Regions from separate parts of the Homo sapiens genome. Here region 2 is linked to region 1. Evidence: chromatin loops called from intact Hi-C (ENCODE). Cell type or tissue: heart left ventricle. All regions are shown on one strand. Links, peaks and the distances in the headings refer to the core of each region. The heading gives the core; the rest is flanking DNA.

Region 1 (2,911 bases), core at 149-2,648:
AGAGAGTGACTTCCTTGTTTTTGGTTTATTAATAATAAATACAGGCTGGGCACTACGGCTCATGCCTGTAATCCTAGCACTTTGGGATGTCTAGGCAAGTGGATCACTTGAGCCCAGGAGTTTGAGACCAGCCTGGGCAACATGGCGAAACCCTGTCTCTACCAAAAACACAAAGATTGGCCAGTCTCATAACCCAGTCCCTAAATAAATAGATTAAAATTTTTTTTAATTAAAAAAATTTAATAAAAAACAATAAATACATCAAAAGGCAGTGATGTAATGAAGAATTAAGAAGTCACTGTCGGCCAGGCACCATGACTCCTACCTTGGGAGGCCAAGGTGGGTGGACTGCTTGAACTCAAGAGTTCATGACCAGCCTGGACAACATGGCAAAACCCTATCTCTATAAAAAAATACAAAACTTAGCCAGGTGTGGTGGCATGCTCCTATAATCCTAGCTACTCAAAAGGCTGAGGCAGGAGAATCTCTTGAGCCCAAGAGGTCAAGGCTGCAGTGAGCTGAAATTGCACCACTGCACACCAGCCTGGCTGACTGATTGAGACTCTATCTCAAAATAATAAAGAATAAGAAGGGGCTGGGCGTGGTGGCTCATGCCTGTAATCCCAACACTTTGGGAGGCCGAGGCTGGTGGATCATGAGATCAGGAAACCGAGACCATCCTGGCCAACATGGTGAAACCCCATCTGCACTAAAAATACAAAAATTAGCTGGGCGTGGTGGCACATGCCTATAATCCCAGCTACTCTGGAGGCTGAGGCAGGAGAATCCCTTGAACCAGGGAGTTGGAGGTTGCAGTGAGCTGAGATCGCACCACAGCACTCTAGCCTGGTGACAGAGCGAGACTCCGTCTCAAAAAAAAAAAAAAAAAAAAAAAAAAGAATAAGAAAGAAAGCACTTCAAGCTTCTAAATACCACTCCCAAGTTTGTCACACATGACAACGTCGCGAACAACTTTATCCAGTCGCGTGCTGCCCCACTGAATGTTCTCCAGCGTTCCTTGGGGGCTGTAGTCTGGTCAAGGCTGATCCTCACCTAAAGTCCTTCCTGGAAAAAACTCAATTGCCTTTTTCTTCTGTGATCCCGGCTTTGTCCGACAGATGGAACCATTCCCTCCCTCCCCGCTCTTCAAAGGGCTTGACCGGAAAAGGTGTTTGCTCAAGAGCGATGTGGGACCAGACACCAGAGACCAAAGTAGAGAGAGGCTAAAGAACTTACTAAATCTAAGCCCGATGAGAACTGAAAGAACAGTCAGTTCCCAGCAAGGTTTCTTGACTTAGGCATTATTGATATTTTGAGCTGGTTAATTATTTGTTGGAGGTGGCAGTGGGTAGGAAGGAGGTGGGTGCTGTCCATGTATTCATTTAACTACAATTTATCTAGTTGTTACTATGTGCCAAGCTCTGGGAATAGACTGTTGAATGAAACAGTCAATTCCTGCACTCAGACATTTTTTTCTAGTGGGGGAGAAAGATGATAAACAATCATACAAAGAATTATGTAACAACAGTTACCATAAGTGCAGTGAAGGAAAAGCTTAAGAAGCTATGATAGGAGGCCTGTGCCAGGCTGTGGGCAAAGATGGCCATAAGTCCTCCATCCCTGGATATGTGCCCCTTTACAATATGACTTTGCATCAAGCGGTGAGTCTGTGTCCCTGCCTTTGAATCTGTGTTAGCCCTGTGACTTGCTTTAACCAATAGAAAGCAGTGAAAGGGATGTTATGTGACTTCTGAGCCTCAGTTTCAAGGGACCTTGCAACTTTAACTCTTGCCCTCTTGCTGCCCTGAAGGAACCAGGTTAGCCTCTTAGCTGTCCCAGATATTCCAGCTGTCCCAGTGGTTCCCACCATTCCGGCTGAGGCTTCAGATAGATGAGTGAGGCTATGCAGGAACAGCCAGCACCCAGTCAACCTGACAACTGACTGCAGCTGCAGAAGTGACCCCAGGCAAGACTGAACCCAGTCAGAATTGCAGAAAAATGAGCAAATACATGGTTGGGGGTTATTATGCAATGATAGACAACCAATACAAGGCCCTAACCTGGTCTAGGGCTAGAGGAGTGGATCAGAGGAGGCTTCCTTGAAGAAATTAGTCCAGCTAAGACCTGGAGATAGACCTAGAGTCAGCCCGGTAGAGCATAGGGGAAGAGCATTCAGGCAGCAGAGACAGCAGGTTAAGAACTATATGTATCTGAGGACCTAAGCAGGGAACTATATGTATCTGAGGACCTAATCAGGCAACACCAGATGGTCTGAAGAGAAGAGAGCCCAGCAGTATAGACAATGACCAATGAGCGGTGTGCTGTACTTAACCCATCACCCACCTCCATTCCCAAACTGACTTTTAGTTTTTGTTTTTTTATCACATTCTGGATACATCCATGGGCCGTGTCAAGCATGTAAATTTCATCTACTATGTATGTTGAAAAATTAAAGAGTTGAAAATACCTGTGGACATTAACCTGTCTCCTAGAAGCTAGGAAAAGGTTGAGTTACAGTCTTTTGGGGATGAACAATATGAAGATGACAAAGCAGGCTGAGCACGAGGAAAAAATGTATTTTTAATAGTTGTGATGACCATCAAAGCTATTATGACCCCATCTTCACTGATCTAAGCTCATACTTAAATGGAAATTTACTTGAAAAGCCCTTTCTTTGCATAATGGAAAGGCAGGCTTGTCCAATTCCATCTCCCCAAGGTAATGGCCCTAGGATGTAATGGGAGGCCTCACTGCCAGCTCTGCTCATCGGGGGCTCTCAGCCTTGTGTAGCCCAGCTTTGGTAACCCCCCTTCCCAGTGTCCTTTATCCCTATTACTCAGTAAAGTTCCCCTAAGGATGCCTCACCTCCAAGGTTACTGCTGAGAACCTTTAGAAAGAGGGAGAATTGATG
Region 2 (2,911 bases), core at 308-2,807, 170 kb after region 1:
CCAGCATCACTAATTCAGGCTATCTTCCTTTCAGAATTCAAGAAATTCTATTCTGGCCTCTTCTGGATTTGGAGCACCTCTCCCTAGTTCATCGCAACCTTTGACTTTTGGAAGTGGAAGGAGCCAGTCCAATGGTGTTCTAGCCACAGAGAACAAACCTTTGGGCTTCTCTTTTGGCTGTAGCTCTGCACAAGAGGCACAGAAAGACACTGATCTCTCCAAAAACTTGTTTTTTCAATGCATGTCCCAAACTTTACCTACCAGTAACTACTTCACTACTGTTTCAGAGAGTTTGGCTGATGATTCTTCTAGTCGGGACTCATTCAAACAAAGCCTTGAGAGCCTGAGCTCAGGCCTGTGTAAAGGCAGATCCGTTCTTGGAACAGACACTAAGCCAGGCTCTAAGGCTGGCAGCTCTGTGGACCGGAAAGTGCCTGCAGAGTCCATGCCCACCCTCACTCCAGCCTTCCCACGGAGCCTCCTAAATGCCCGTACCCCAGAGAATCATGAAAATCTATTTTTACAGCCCCCCAAATTGTCCCGAGAAGAGCCTTCTAATCCTTTCCTGGCATTTGTGGAGAAAGTTGAACACAGCCCTTTCAGTAGTTTTGCATCTCAGGCATCAGGTAGCTCCTCTTCTGCTACCACTGTCACCTCCAAGGTGGCACCCAGCTGGCCCGAGTCTCACTCCTCTGCAGATTCGGCATCTTTAGCAAAGAAGAAACCCCTCTTCATTACAACTGACTCCTCCAAGCTAGTATCTGGTGTTCTGGGCTCAGCTCTTACCAGTGGGGGCCCAAGCCTCTCTGCCATGGGGAATGGCCGCTCCAGCTCGCCCACCAGCAGCCTCACTCAGCCCATTGAGATGCCAACTCTCTCCTCTAGCCCCACAGAGGAGAGGCCAACTGTGGGGCCTGGGCAGCAGGACAATCCCCTCCTCAAAACCTTTAGTAACGTCTTTGGCAGGCACTCAGGCGGCTTTCTGTCCTCCCCGGCAGATTTTTCACAGGAGAACAAAGCTCCTTTTGAAGCTGTGAAAAGGTTCTCACTGGATGAACGAAGCTTGGCTTGCAGACAAGACTCGGACTCCAGCACCAACAGTGACCTGTCAGATTTGAGTGACTCTGAGGAGCAGCTGCAGGCTAAGACAGGCCTGAAGGGAATTCCAGAGCACCTGATGGGGAAGCTGGGCCCCAATGGGGAGCGCAGTGCTGAGCTGTTGCTGGGCAAAAGCAAAGGGAAGCAGGCCCCCAAGGGCCGGCCTCGGACTGCCCCCCTGAAAGGTGATCCTGCTGGGGCTATATTTGGGCTTTGCTCTGGCACTGGGCTCAAATGCCTGTCGTGTTCTTGTGCAGCAGAGGCACTCACTTTGATGGAGAGTTCTGTAATCTCATAGAATTACAGAGCCAAGAGGACCTGGCAGAGGCCCCTCGTCAGGCCTGGTTCAGGGCAGGATTGCATCTAAACCGGCACTGTAGGAGGAGTATCTGTCCCAAATAATGATAATCCCCCAAAGGAGGACTCTTGATCTTCCTTGGCGGTCAGTTATTTTTGGTCAGGAACTATTTCTTTGCATTTGTCTCATCCCTTTTTACTTCACTTTGGCCCATCCTCTTTACTTCAGAGGGGTTACTGGGAACTGGTATCCATTCCCACATAGCAGACATTTGTAGACTTGATGAAGCAGAGAGAATCACCCCTCAGTTTGCTCCTCTCTGAAACCTACATAAGGATTTTAACAGCTCTATCAAAATCCATTAACTTGTGTGGTGTGAGGTTATGGTCCAGAAGCGGGTAAAACAAAGTCTCATGGTAAAAGCAGCTGTTCTCAATAGGAATTGCTATGTTGTGGGAGCTCAAGAGGTCCTGATGAACAGAATAGCCATATCGTGAGAGACTAGAGGCAGGTGATGGCTACATTCTGGCTTCTTATGTTTTTCACATCCATATTCAAAGTTGTTTTGCCATAGTGGGGCACTTCCCACAAGTTCTGCATGGTTCTTAGCTCCCAATGGAAGCTTCTTTGCTCCTTGCTTTCCCTTCCTGTCAAGGATGGACATAATGGGTACATGCCCAAGCAGGGAAAGGAGTAGCAACCCAGGTCAGAACAAATGTCTGTCCCCAAAAGAATCATGCTATTGGTTCCTGTTTACACCTCATGACAAACTTTTCTTCTCTCCCCCTTGCCACAGTTGGCCAGTCAGTGCTGAAAGATGTAAGCAAAGTGAAGAAGCTGAAGCAATCTGGAGAGCCCTTCCTGCAGGATGGGTCATGCATCAATGTGGCACCTCATCTGCACAAGTGTCGTGAATGCCGCCTGGAGCGGTACCGGAAGTTTAAGGAACAGGAGCAAGATGATTCTACTGTAGCCTGCCGTTTCTTTCACTTCCGGAGGTACCCAAACTCCTGTTTTCCTCCTTTGCTAGTTTTCATTAGTGACACATAACTTCCACTCTTTCTCTGAGTCTATAAACATGTTTCATCATCTTGGTCTTTGCTTTCCTCAACTCCTTTGCTCTCAGCGTCTGTGAAGAGGCTCTGGCATAGTAGTCACTTAGTTGTTTGGATTGTAAAATGACATGTGATTTTGTCCTTGGAGAATTAAAATTGAGCAGTGTTAGCTGCAGCTCTGTGCTATTCCCTGAGTAATTCCTAACTTGGGTTGGTTCTATTTGAAACCACTATTATAAGCAGAAGGACTGCATTTCATATTATGGATCTACCTGACTGCTTATTCCTCCTCAGTGCTAGAGTAACTTGAGTCATGTTAAAAAGACGGGGAGGTAAGATTTGGAGATAATGTGAAGCATCTTTGAAATAGATATAACTGATGGAAATGTGGGAATATCGTCTGCTTTTACCAAACAATATCTCTTTAGTTACTTTTCTTCTGCTTGATAAACTTAGAAGG

What was found. Peaks named below come from ENCODE experiments on the same cell type or tissue, not always from the same donor. Only the 100,000 strongest peaks of a DNase experiment are listed, where the experiment ranks them.
Region 2: it touches region 1 in a loop (1.8-fold over the local background); 9 of 110 quality-filtered maps call a loop at or near these places.

What each region holds. Positions count from the first base shown.
Region 1 is chr5:138,221,846-138,224,756 of GRCh38, forward strand. No RefSeq gene overlaps it. Among named protein-coding and RNA genes, the nearest start is that of CDC23, 10 kb to the left of the region's middle. In heart left ventricle, for the core only: a CTCF peak has its summit at 1,109 (motif pointing right); no DNase peak of the experiment used is centred there.
Region 2 is chr5:138,390,979-138,393,889 of GRCh38, forward strand. It overlaps KDM3B (lysine demethylase 3B), which reads left to right. Exons shown (of 24, transcript NM_016604.4): 8 at 35-1,283; 9 at 2,193-2,394. Among named protein-coding and RNA genes, the nearest start is that of KDM3B, 40 kb to the left of the region's middle. In heart left ventricle, for the core only: no CTCF peak of the experiment used is centred there; a DNase peak (open chromatin) is centred at 1,273; H3K27ac peaks cover 1,555 bases.